Regions from separate parts of the Homo sapiens genome. Here all the other regions are linked to region 3. The links are chromatin contacts, found by Hi-C or POLR2A ChIA-PET in ENCODE. All regions are on one chromosome and are shown on one strand. The core of a region is the stretch at or near the end of the contact, and the rest is flanking DNA. Distances in the headings are between cores, read along the strand shown.

What was found. Hi-C counts contacts between places; a loop is a spot of excess contacts on that map. ChIA-PET counts read pairs that join two places held with the same protein, here RNA polymerase II (POLR2A). Pooled maps may share reads with other maps.
Region 1: a loop to region 3 is called in a map of K562, with 18 times the contacts of the local background. The contact joins the promoter of SIRT1 here to the promoter of HK1 in region 3. A Hi-C loop is called at or near these places in 1 of 168 maps with a recorded cell type or tissue (K562), 1 of 37 single-sample maps with no recorded cell type and 6 of 50 pooled maps.
Region 2: a map with no recorded cell type shows a loop between it and region 3 (5-fold over the local background). The contact joins the enhancer-like site here to the promoter of HK1 in region 3. A Hi-C loop is called at or near these places in 2 of 37 single-sample maps with no recorded cell type and 2 of 50 pooled maps. POLR2A ChIA-PET finds 5 or more read pairs at or near these places in 2 of 52 experiments (B cell and Panc1).
Region 4: a map of naive thymus-derived CD4-positive, alpha-beta T cell shows a loop between it and region 3 (8-fold over the local background). The contact joins the promoter of SGPL1 here to the promoter of HK1 in region 3. A Hi-C loop is called at or near these places in 1 of 168 maps with a recorded cell type or tissue (naive thymus-derived CD4-positive, alpha-beta T cell) and 6 of 50 pooled maps. POLR2A ChIA-PET finds 5 or more read pairs at or near these places in 1 of 52 experiments (GM12878).

The regions. Positions count from the first base shown.
Region 1 is chr10:67,883,308-67,886,007 of GRCh38, reverse strand. SIRT1 (sirtuin 1) reads right to left here and starts at 1,352. Exons shown (of 9, transcript NM_012238.5): 1 at 857-1,352. The coding sequence starts at 1,286. RefSeq lists silencers at 647-766, 563-857, 1,292-1,476, 977-1,516, promoters at 1,284-1,459, 1,286-1,497, 1,285-2,316, 1,287-2,700 and enhancers at 1,597-1,756, 1,777-1,836.
Region 2 is chr10:70,488,891-70,491,590 of GRCh38, reverse strand. All of the region lies in intron 1 of PALD1 (phosphatase domain containing paladin 1), which reads right to left. Among named protein-coding and RNA genes, the nearest start is that of PALD1, 11 kb to the right of the region's middle. RefSeq lists a silencer at 1,269-1,368. Within about 2 kb of position 1,275, at least 2 of the 41 ENCODE cell types and tissues checked have a DNase peak (open chromatin) inside an H3K27ac peak, as active enhancers do; they include B cell, where a contact is called at or near this core.
Region 3 is chr10:69,317,519-69,320,218 of GRCh38, reverse strand. It overlaps HK1 (hexokinase 1), which reads right to left and starts at 1,372. Exons shown (of 18, transcript NM_000188.3): 1 at 1,209-1,372. The coding sequence starts at 1,271. RefSeq lists enhancers at 789-838, 2,129-2,358 and a silencer at 1,139-1,818.
Region 4 is chr10:70,814,513-70,817,212 of GRCh38, reverse strand. It overlaps SGPL1 (sphingosine-1-phosphate lyase 1), which reads right to left and starts at 1,265. Exons shown (of 15, transcript NM_003901.4): 1 at 1,087-1,265; 2 at 333-402. The coding sequence starts at 359. RefSeq lists silencers at 850-959, 1,040-1,129, 1,150-1,469.

The DNA.
Region 1 (2,700 bases), core at 103-2,602, 1.4 Mb after region 3:
CGCCACTGCACTCCAGCCTAGCGACAGAGCGAGACTCCGTCTCAAAAAAAAAAAAAAAAAAAAAAAGAAACCTTCAAGAACATGACAACTGCAACATATCTGCTTCATTATGCTAGAAGTGTTAAGTTTGTGTCTCAATACTACATACATACAAAAAAAGCATGTTTAGCCCAAACACCATTACCGCACAAGAGCAAGATTAGAATAAAAGTAATATGAACAGCTCTAAAAGTACTCTCTCTCCCATACCCACTCCTAACTGCATTACAGAATGGTAATGTCTTCAGGAACAGCCACGTTCTTTAAATTTTGCAAGCTGTGACTATAGAAACAGCTTTCCTCTTTCAAAAATTGTAATTTCAGTCATAAAAATATAGACCAAAAAAAGCAAACTGCACAGGTGTCAAGTTTGCAAAAAGCAATTGAAAACGCAGACCAACGGGACAGCCAAAAAGTTGCAGACTTAAGTGTGCTGGGGGGTAGAGGAGAAAAGCAATGAAAATAAAAAATAAAGAAAAAGAAAAAAAAAGCTCTAACAAAAGCAATATGCTAAAAGAGTAAGAGGGGGAGAGAAACTTATTTTAAAGCGACTGCGAGAGTCTCCCGACCTGGCTGCTGCGGAAAGAACAAGGCCGCCCAGGCGGGCCACGGACGGAGGAAAAGAGCGAATCCACTGGCAGCTCGCGCAGTAGGAACCGCAGCCCCGGAGGAGCGCGGCTGAACGGAGGGCCGGGGTGGGGAGGGGAACGCCGCGGAGCCTGCCCCGAGCCCCCAGCCGCCCTCAACCTCAGGCCAGTAGGAGCCCGGGGAGAGGGAGGAGGAGATGCGCAGTTCCGGCCGCCCGCACCCTGCGCACCTCGGTACCCAATCGCCGCCGCCGCCGCCTCTTCCTCCTCCTCGCCCTCGTCGTCGTCGTCTTCGTCGTACAAGTTGTCGGCCAGCGGTGGCTCCCGAGATGGGCCCTGCAGGCCCGGCCCATTGTCTCCTTCCCCAGCCGCCGCAGTCGCCTGGGCCTCTTGCTCCCCGCCTGCCGCCGCCGCCTCTGCCTCCGCCTCCCGCCACAGCGCCGCCGCCGCCGCACCCGGGCAGCCCCTGGCCGCCGCCGGCACCTCACGCTCTGGGGCCGCCCCACCGGGCTCGCCCGGGCTCCGCTCGAGGCCGGGACCATCTCTCCGCGGCCTCTTGCGGAGCGGCTCCCCGGCGGGGGACGACGCGGCCTCCCTGTCGGCCCCCGCCGCCGAGGGGGAGCCGCCGGGCTGAAGGGCGAGGGCCGCCTCGTCCGCCATCTTCCAACTGCCTCTCTGGCCCTCCTCCCTCGCCTCCTCTGCTCCCGCTCGACGCGCGGCACTGGCGCCCCCGCGGCTCCGGCTGCGGGAGATTTAAACCCCATCACGTGACCCGCCCCATCGCCGCCCCCGCCCTCTCGGCGCTCCCGCCACCCACGCGGGCCAGACCACAACACTACGGGTCACGTGGCGGGCGGAGGCTGTTGCGTCTACCGCTCCGCCTGGGCTGGAAGCGCACTCGGCCCCGGCGGCCGGCGGCCCTTCCTCTTTGTGGCGAGCGTGTAGTGCAGCCAAATTCGCCCCTCGGCCGCTTTCTCAACTTCTCTTTCAAACTGACCTCAAATCACTACCGCCGGAACAGCTCAAGTTTTGGTCCGCCCTGGGAATTTCCACGTCTTCCTGAAGTGTACACCTGGCCTGCCTTAGCCTTGTCTATATTTAGCTAAGGGTTAAAACACAGCTGAAGCTGGCTAAGACTTAGCTCCCTGAAATACGTTGGATAGTCGTTCTGTTTTGTTAATAAGTAGGAAGAGAGGCAAAAGGAGGCGGCTCCTTTCCCACTCTCCTCACACCGTTCTGACAGCTCCTCTTTTGCTCCTTTTTCTGCTCCTTGCTTTTCTCCTTAGTCGGTTGCTTTTTTCCCCTCTCTCCCATCACTTGTAGGGTGGTATACATTGTAAAATCCTTGAAGGCATATGTCCTCCTGGGAAGACCTTTGACGTGGAGGTTTGGAGATCAGCCGATCTACTTTCTGGCCCCAGCTTGGCTTCAAACGTGTGTGAATTCCCTCCTCCGGGCCTCAGTTTTCTCACGTGCAGAATGGGTTTGTTGGGTCAGTATGAGAGCATGGGAAGGAAATGACTTGGCCTCCATGCACATCTGCCCTTGGTTAAAATTTGGAGTCCTTCCTTTCTAGCGTGAGCTATCTAGCCGTTTCTAAACTTAATTTTTCTCATGTCTTAAATGGTAATAAGTATTTTAAAACGTCATAGATTTAAATGAGATAACCAGATGTAAAACGAGGGGTACCTAGTAGTTCAAAAGGCTTAGTGGAAAGCCCTTCCACTTTCCTCTCTCCCTGAAATTCTGGCACACTGTGACTCCATATCTAATCTTAACTAAGGACCCATATAACCCATGGTAGATCTAGAGCCAGTGTTTGTTATGGCATCTGCCTGGAGCACAGCGTTTCTATCTGTTTAAAGGACCTCTACGAGTTTATGGTACACTGTCCCTTAAGCCTAGTATGGGTTCTGGCCATACTGCATCAATTACCTGCGTGACTTTAGGCAACCAACTTAAAGCTGTTTCTTCATCCTTAAAATAAAAAATAAAAAGCTGGAAATATATCGCTAAGGTCCTATCTACATCCAAAAGTCTTATTTCATCTGGTCACCACTATTCATTTCTGAAA
Region 2 (2,700 bases), core at 26-2,525, 1.2 Mb before region 3:
ATGAGAGCATCCCCTGGTCATCTGAATAACCATCTCATAAGCAAGCAGTGCCCTACAATTTGAGCCTCAAGTTTGCTCCTGTGTTTACAATCCAGTTCCTTCTCCATGAAGGCCAAATGATATCATCACACACAGCACAAAGAAAGGTTGTGATTCAAATAGGAAAAAAAAAGCAGGTGGGGAGGGAGAACAGAGCCACCCCATAGCCCATGGCAGCCTGGAGGTGCCCAGTTCAAAGGCCCAGCCTCTTAGCAGTCAGGACCATGTGCATGTTGACAGCATCTGTGTGAAGTGAGTAAAGCCCATCTCTGTGCCAAATTCCTGATTCCTACAAGAAGTGGGTTTAGGCTGGGCACAGTGGCTCACGCCTGTAATCCCAGCACTTTGGGAGGCCGAGGCAAGTGGATCACGAAGTCAGGAGATCGAGACCATCCTGGCTAACATGGTGAAACCCCGTCTCTACTAAAAATACAAAAAATTAGCCAGGCGTGGTGGCAGGTGACTGTAGTCCCAGCTACTCAGGAGGCTGAGGCAGAAGAATGGTGTGAACCCAGGAGGCGGAGCTTGCAGTGAGCCCAGATCGCACCATGCCTGGGCGACAGAGCGAGACTCTGTCTCCAAAAAAAAAAGAAGTGGGTTTAAGAGCCACTACAAGCAGATTTCAATAATGCCACTATTCCATGCTTATCTTCAATCAAACAAGCCAGCTTTCCGAGTATCGGGCAATACCCCATTAAAACAGACATTCAGGGATTGCTCACACGTAGTCTAGGCTTAAATGTGAGGTCTGATTACCCCAACCCGTCCCATCAGCCCAACATTATTAGTACTTCCCTATACAACAGGCCCAAGAAACAGAGGCAGGGAACACAGGAGAGGCCCAAGGGCACAGCTCTCTACCATCAACCCAAGGCTGGCAATGTAGGTGCAGTTAACATCCTTCCAATTAAAGTAATTGTTCATTGGAAATGAGTTGGCTTTCTGGTTTTACTACTATTTCCTGTTTTTTTAATAGTTTTGTAAAAACTTTAAGTCTAAGGTGCTTATGCCTGGTCTTATACACATTTCAGTTATATTACAGTAAGAATAATGTCAATCAGCAAGTGAGGGGTTTGTTGTTGTTTTTCAAAAGGGAGTCCTGAGCTCAGGAGTTGAAGACCTGGGCAACACAAGACCTTGTCTCTATTAAAAAAACTTTTAAATTAGCCGGATGTGGTGGCACATGCCTGTGGTCCTAGCTACTCAGGAGACTGAGGAGGGAGGATCACCTGAGCCCAGGAGGTTGAGGCTTCAGTGAGCCGTGATTGCACCACTGCACCCCAGCCTGAGCAACAGAGTGAGACCTTTAAAAAAGAGAGAGAGAGAGAGGGCCAGGCGTGGTGGCTCATGCCTGTAATCCCAGCATTATGGGAGGCCGAGGCAGATGGATCACCTGAGGTCAGGAGTTCAAGACCAGCCTGGCCAACACGGTGAAACCTCATCTCTACTAAAAATACAAAAATTAGCTGGGCATGGTGGCAGGTGCCTGTGATCCCAGCTACTCGGGAAGCTTAGGCAGGAGAATCGCTTGAACCCGGGAGGCGGAGGTTGCCATCAGCCGAGATCACGCCACTATACTCCAGACTGGGCAACAGAGCGAGACTCCATCTCAAGAAAAAAAAGAGAGAGAGAGGGAGTCTACAAAAAACCCATATGTTGTATGATTTCATTTATATGAAATGTCTAGAATTAGCAAATCTATAGAGATACAGAGCATGCTAGCGGGCTGGGGGTGGGGAGTGACTACCAATGGGTACTGGGGTATCTTTTGAGGTTGATGAAAATGTTGTAAAATTAGACTGTGGTGAGACAACAGCTCTTTGAATGTACTAAAAGCTACTAAATGAGTGAATTGTACAGCATGTGAATTAGATCTCAATAGGGCTGTGAATTGGAAGTCCACGTATTACCCACATTTGAGCAGCACTGAGCTGCAGAAAGGGAGACATCCACAAACCCACCTATGCAGAGCTCCCTGCCAGGTCCTCCCCTCCCCCTACAGGATTCCTGAGCCCAGGATGAGACCCCAAGTCACAAGACAACCCCTTCCTGGGTAAGCAAGTGGCTGCCCTGGAACCACCACACAGGATTCCTATCTCCCAGAACCCATGTCTTACAATTAAGGCACTACTTTGTACTGTTAAGTTAGGGAAAACTTAAAAACAATGAAAACAACCAACTTTAGGATGCAGGGGATGGGGTTCATCTACACATCGATGGCAGTGTCAAGGAAAGCAGCATGACATAAGACTCAGAGCACCTGGGACCCCACTGGCTGCAGTCTCATTGGTTGGGGTTGGGGTGGGGCCAGGAGGGTGAAAATCTGAGCCCAGGCAGCCCCTTCCTCAGAGGCCACAGGCATCCCATCCTCCACCCACGTAGGCTGGGCAAGATAGCTATTGGGAGGCCCCTACAGGCTGCCTAAAGAGACTTTGGCAAGGGGCAACTCCCCAAGGGTCCCTCTTCTGTCAACCCAACGAACTGCCCTCTCCTGGGCCTATTCCTTCCAGTGACACTTCAGAGAGACGGGAAGAAGCCCCCACCAGCGGCAGCCAAGTCGGGGTCATTGGTGAAGCGGCAGAAGGACACATCCGCCCAGAACCCCCAGCAGTAGGAGGATACATCCACCCAGACCCCCAGCAGCAGGAGGATACATCCACC
Region 3 (2,700 bases), core at 123-2,622:
TGGGAGACCTGGATCCCCCTGACTGGCTCTGCCTCTAACTCACTGGGTGACCTTGATAAGGTCGCTGCCCTCAGTAGGCCTGTTTCCTATGGTGCCAGATGAGGGAGTCATCTTAGATGCACAGGAAGAGGATGGAACACCCTATGGCTTGCCGGGCAGAAAATCAAGGCCTGTCACTCCTGCCTTTCACCTGTAGAACTCCACCTGTCTGAACGCCAAAGTCAAGATGACTTTGCCAGTCCATCCCAGCTAACCCCAGCAATAACGTCACCACGTTCAGGGTGGGTGGGCCTGGAGCCTGTACCAGACCTGGCACTGATAAAACGGGCGTCTTTCCCTACAGCTTAGGCTGTTTCTTTAAAATATGGTAGCACAGCTGGCAGAAGAGACAAATACACCTTTAAGACCTGCCAGCGGACAGTATTTTACACTAAGATGTCAAAGGCAACAACACCTCAGGACAGGAGGATGCATGCGTCCAAGTGCTAGAACAAGCATGCCACAGGCGTCCACCCAACTCAAATGACCAGTCGCTTATTTGAGCTCCTGTGCTGGCTAGAAATTACAGCTTAAGAGGAATAAAAAATTCCATTCAGACGTGCCGCTCCAGACACGAGGCCTATGAGCAAAGTTTCCGGTGGCCTCGCCGCCCCTCCCCGTTCCGGGAAGCCGGGCGGGTCACCTCGTCCTCAGATTAACGAGCAGCTCAAACAACTGGGAGAGCCCGGCGACAGCTTCTCCGGGGCACCCGACACCCTCCGCCAGGAACCCCAAATATGGGAGGCCTGGCCTCCAGCCAGCACCCCCGCCTGCTGCTCGATCACCTCCCCAGCATCTCCATGATCACACCTCCTCCCACGGCGCTCGGACCCTCCCGAACAGGCCCTGCGGAAGGGCCCACCGGCCACCTCCCCGCACAGCCCGGGGGCCTATCTGACATCCAGGGCCCGTTTCAAGGACACTGCAGCAGGCAGCCCGGTCTCGGGGGTCTTCCGCCCGATTGCCCCCCTCCCAAAAACGCACACACACAGAGACACTGACAATGCCGGTAGAATCGAAGGCGAAGGCTTTCCTTGCGCCCTGCAGTCCAACTCGATGCTGGCCCGGAGAAGGCCGGGCGCCGGAGGATGGAGGCAGCGGAGGCGGCGAGCGGATGCCGGAACGCAAGGCTGCGGCCAGGACCAGCGGCGGCGCGGGCGGGGGCTCACCTTTTTGACCTGGTCATCCTTCAGCTCCGTGAAGTAATAGGCCAGGAGCTGCGCGGCGATCATGCTGGCGGTCGGGGTCGCGGGGCGGCAGGCGTGGGGACGGTCGGTCCTCCGCAGCCCTGGCGAGCCGTGGTCCTCCGGCGGCTGCTCGGCGGCTCCTCCTCCTCCTCCTCCCCCGGCTCCTCCCCCTCGGCCCGGGGCGCGGCGACAGCTCGCGCGCTCCCGGTCTCCGCGCTCCCGTCCCCTGGAGGGTGACAGCCGCCAGCCGACCCACCTCCTCCACGCCCATTGGTTGCGGCGCGCCTCTGCAACGCCCGGCGGTGGCGTCCCGGCCGGGGAGCGGGGACGCGGCGGCCGCTCCCTCCTGCGCCGGAAAGGGGGCGGGCGACGCAGCGAAATCCCCCCCGACCCCGCATCATCCTGCACGTCCCCCACGTAGGGAGCCGATGCGGGCCTTCACGCGTGGCGGCGCCGTGCCCGGGTGGGCCGTGCCAGGCGGGGAGGTGCGAGGCGCAGGCAGGAGGCACCGCCCGGCTCCGCCGGGACGAGAAGCCCCTAGGGCTAGTCTAGGGACTGGCAGCCCCGGGGGCACGAAGGCGGTCCCATTCCTCGGAAATGAGGGCTCGCCCCTAGGAGTCCGGTGGACGCCGAGGTGCCGGAGGGGACTTGCAGAAGTGGGCGTGGAAAGCGGGCGGAAGCGGGAGCCGGGGACGCTACGCAGTCCTCGCACCCGGGTCCCGCGCCTTCCTCACCCAGGCCGAACGCACCGGCCTACCTGGGTCTTCAGCGGCAGTGCATCACCTCTCCCCGGCGTGCCCCGCCTAATCTCCAGCTGGCAGATTTGTATTGCTGAACCCAAAGCGACACCCCAGAGCACCCGCCCCCGAGTCACCAGCTCCGGTGGCTCTCCCTCAGGGCGCACTCCCTCTGGGCGGGACTTGGGCCACAGGTCGTGGCCTGTCCCCATCCTCTGGGCCTCCTCTTGCTCTTGGGCATCCAGGCCCACTGGGACTTGGGGCACGGTTCAGCGCCCCTTCCCAGGTGCCGTGTTTTCTACTTTCCCAGAGGAAGTTACGTAGGATGGGAGGACTCCCTAGAGGTGCTACCAGGACAGCCACTTTAGGATTCTTAGATTAATTATTTCTGTGTTCCGGAAGCCTCCAGGAGCTTTAGTGCCTTACAAAATGACATGTAATGAGCTCAAATATACAAACAAGTTGTTGCTATTCTGGTTAGACAGGTAAGGAAATTGAAGCTCAGTGAGGCCTCAGTCTTGCTGGACTTTATACAGCCAGGAAGTTGTAGATCTAGGATCACAGCTTGGATCTGTGAGTCTTTGAAGCAGGTGCTCACCTCTAGGGTTTGCTGTGGTCCCAGTTGTATAGAGCCCCTCTGCCTAAATAGGTCACTTTCCTGCAACCAAGTCTGCACCATATGGTGCCCTGAGATCCAACCCCCAACCTCTACCCTAGCTCTTGACTTTAGGAGTCCC
Region 4 (2,700 bases), core at 16-2,515, 1.5 Mb before region 3:
CCCCGTCTCTACTAAAAATACAAAAATTAGCCGGGCGTGGTGGCGTGCGCCTGTAATCCCAGCTACTCAGGAGGCTGAGGCAGGAGAATCGCTTGAACCCAGGAGGCAGAGGTGGCGGTGAGCCGAGATCATGCCACTGCACCCCAGTCTGGGCAACAGAGTGAGACTCCGTCTCCAAAAAAACAAAACAAAACAAAACAAAATAAAAGGTGGCAAAACGCTCAGCTACCAAAAGCAAGCATCAGAGGTGAAATCTACACACTGGGATCCTTTGGACTAAAAAAACGGAGACAAATGCCTTGGAACCAGGAGGATGTCTGCAAAAGGCTCACCAACATCAGAAGGTCTGTGCTAGGCATCTTCCTCTTCCAGCCTCCTCTCCGCGCTCCCCTTTTTCAGACTCTGTAAAAGGGAACCAGGTTTGTTTACTTCTAGAGCTTTAAACTGTCTCGCCAGCCCGCCTAGATTCGCCAGAGCAGCCAAGTTATGGTTCTCTCCCTCCTTTGAAGGCTCAGATTTCATTCCCAGATATCACAGTCCACCCCTAGCACCCCAGACCAGCGAATCAAAATCCTGCTGCAACTAGGTTTCCCTCCCACAGCTGATGAAACTAATCCAGACCCAGACTCCCACAAAGCATTCCACCCAGGTGGAAACTAGGGGAAACGCCCCGTCTGCGCGCGATCGGGGTGGGGAGCCCAGCCCAGGCCACCTAACCCGGGCTGAAGGTGCCGAGGCTACCAGGGTCCTGCCTCCTCCGCACTCCCTTCAGAATCAGCACGGCCTCGCTCTCGTTGTCACCCCTCCCGTCGGAGGACCAGCAAATCCTGGCCGCCCATGCCTACCCCGCGGCAGGCGTGGGCTCCAGACCCGCCCCACCGCGGCCCCGCGCCCGCCCGCCGTCCACTTGCTTGGACCTCAGCGGCTGGTGCCCACGCCTTCAGCCCGCCCCCGCCCCCGCCCCGGCCGCAGCCGCCCCGCCGCCTCTGCCCGCCCTCGGCCCACCCGGCCCCTGTCCTCTCCTCACCCCGCGGCGCCTCCGTCCCGACCCTCACCGCCCCCCGGAGCCCGCGGCGGCCCCTCCACCTCCTCACGCCGGAACCAGCTTCCAGTCTCCTTCCCTCGAGCACCCGGCCGGCTCCACCTCCTGCGTCTCCCTCAGCACGCGACGGACTCGCAGGCCGCGAGACCCAGGCTCCCCTGTTGCCGCCGCCGCCGCCGAGATTGGAGGCCCGGCAGCCGCCGGCCTCGCCCCTCCCGGAAATGGCTCCGGGGGCACCGGCCCGGCTCCCGGACCCTGGCGTGCGCGGCCCCGCTGCTACCAGCCGCGCGCACGCCCAGACCCGGGCCCCACGGCCTGTGCGCGCCGCCTACCGGCCAGGCAGCGGGCTGCACCCAGACCCTCCAGTGAATGTCTCAACCAGGCCGTCCTGGGGCGGCTGTGGTATCCCGACGGTCACCAACTTCTCTTCCAAACTGCCTTGGACAAAAAACTTTCTTGTCACATTTGGTCACTTGGAGCCTCCTGAGAGAGTAGGTCTGCAGGGCATTGTACAAACTAATCCAAAACAGCCACAGAGTTGGGTCTCTTTCCTGGGCCAGGGACTTCATTTTTCCATCGAGGTCAGTGGTGCCTGAAGAAAAGCAACAAGGAAACTTATTTAATGGAAATATCATCCTCATCCTCCCCTCCACCACTGCCCCCCCCCACCCCAAAAATAAAATGGAGAGCAGAGGCTACTCTGCCATCACTACTTTCATGAGCAGTGCTGGGAATCACCTTATACACAAGTGCAAGGGCCCACTGGGATCACAAAGGTCGCCTTCATTTCCAGATGAAAAAACTAAGTCTCAGCTGGGTGTAGTGGCTTACATCGGTAATCCCGGCACTTGGGGATGCTGAGGCGGGAGGGTTGTCTGAGCCCAGGAGCTCTAGATCAGCCTGAGCAACATAGTGAGACCCCCAACTCCAAAAAGAAAAAGAAAAAACTAAGTCTCACATAGGTTTCCCATGACTTGTCCAGGTTGTCATAACATTGCTTTAGTGGTAGCAGAAGGCAGTGCAGTTACATGGAACCAACTGGTCAGTGACCTGCATTCAAGATTTTTTTTCAATAGATTTTAAAATGACACCTAGATAGACTCTTGAAATCTCTCAAACAAAAATGACACTAATGAGGGTACCCAATTCCATCCCCTTGGAAAATGTTGCCATGACACTAAAATTAGGGCATCATCACTACCGTCATTATCCACATGTAGTGCTTTCAGGATGAAATGTACTATCACAGCTGCCCTCCTCTGCATACCCCATCGGCACTTCCCACTTCCCCAGCCATAATGGTTAAGGCCCTGAAAGACTATGAACAGGTTATCTTTAGGCCTCCTCACCCCCATTCCGTCAGAACTCCCAGACATTTCTACCATCCAGAGCCCCTGACTCAGGCATGAACACCCCCATACCCTTAGCCCCCTCACTACTATTCCCCAGCAGACATGCATTCTCAGTGTTTGAGGGTCAGAAAATGTTCTGGGGCCTCCTGCCAATGCCTACTCATCAAGAGTTGCTTTAGGGTTTCAGGTATGCCTTCCCATTCTCCATCTCCTACCCTTCTGCTTTAATTCTTCATCAGATCCCCCAGGAACTGCACACCTCCTCTCCATCTCCTTGTTAGTTACCACCCCCACATCCTTTAATCT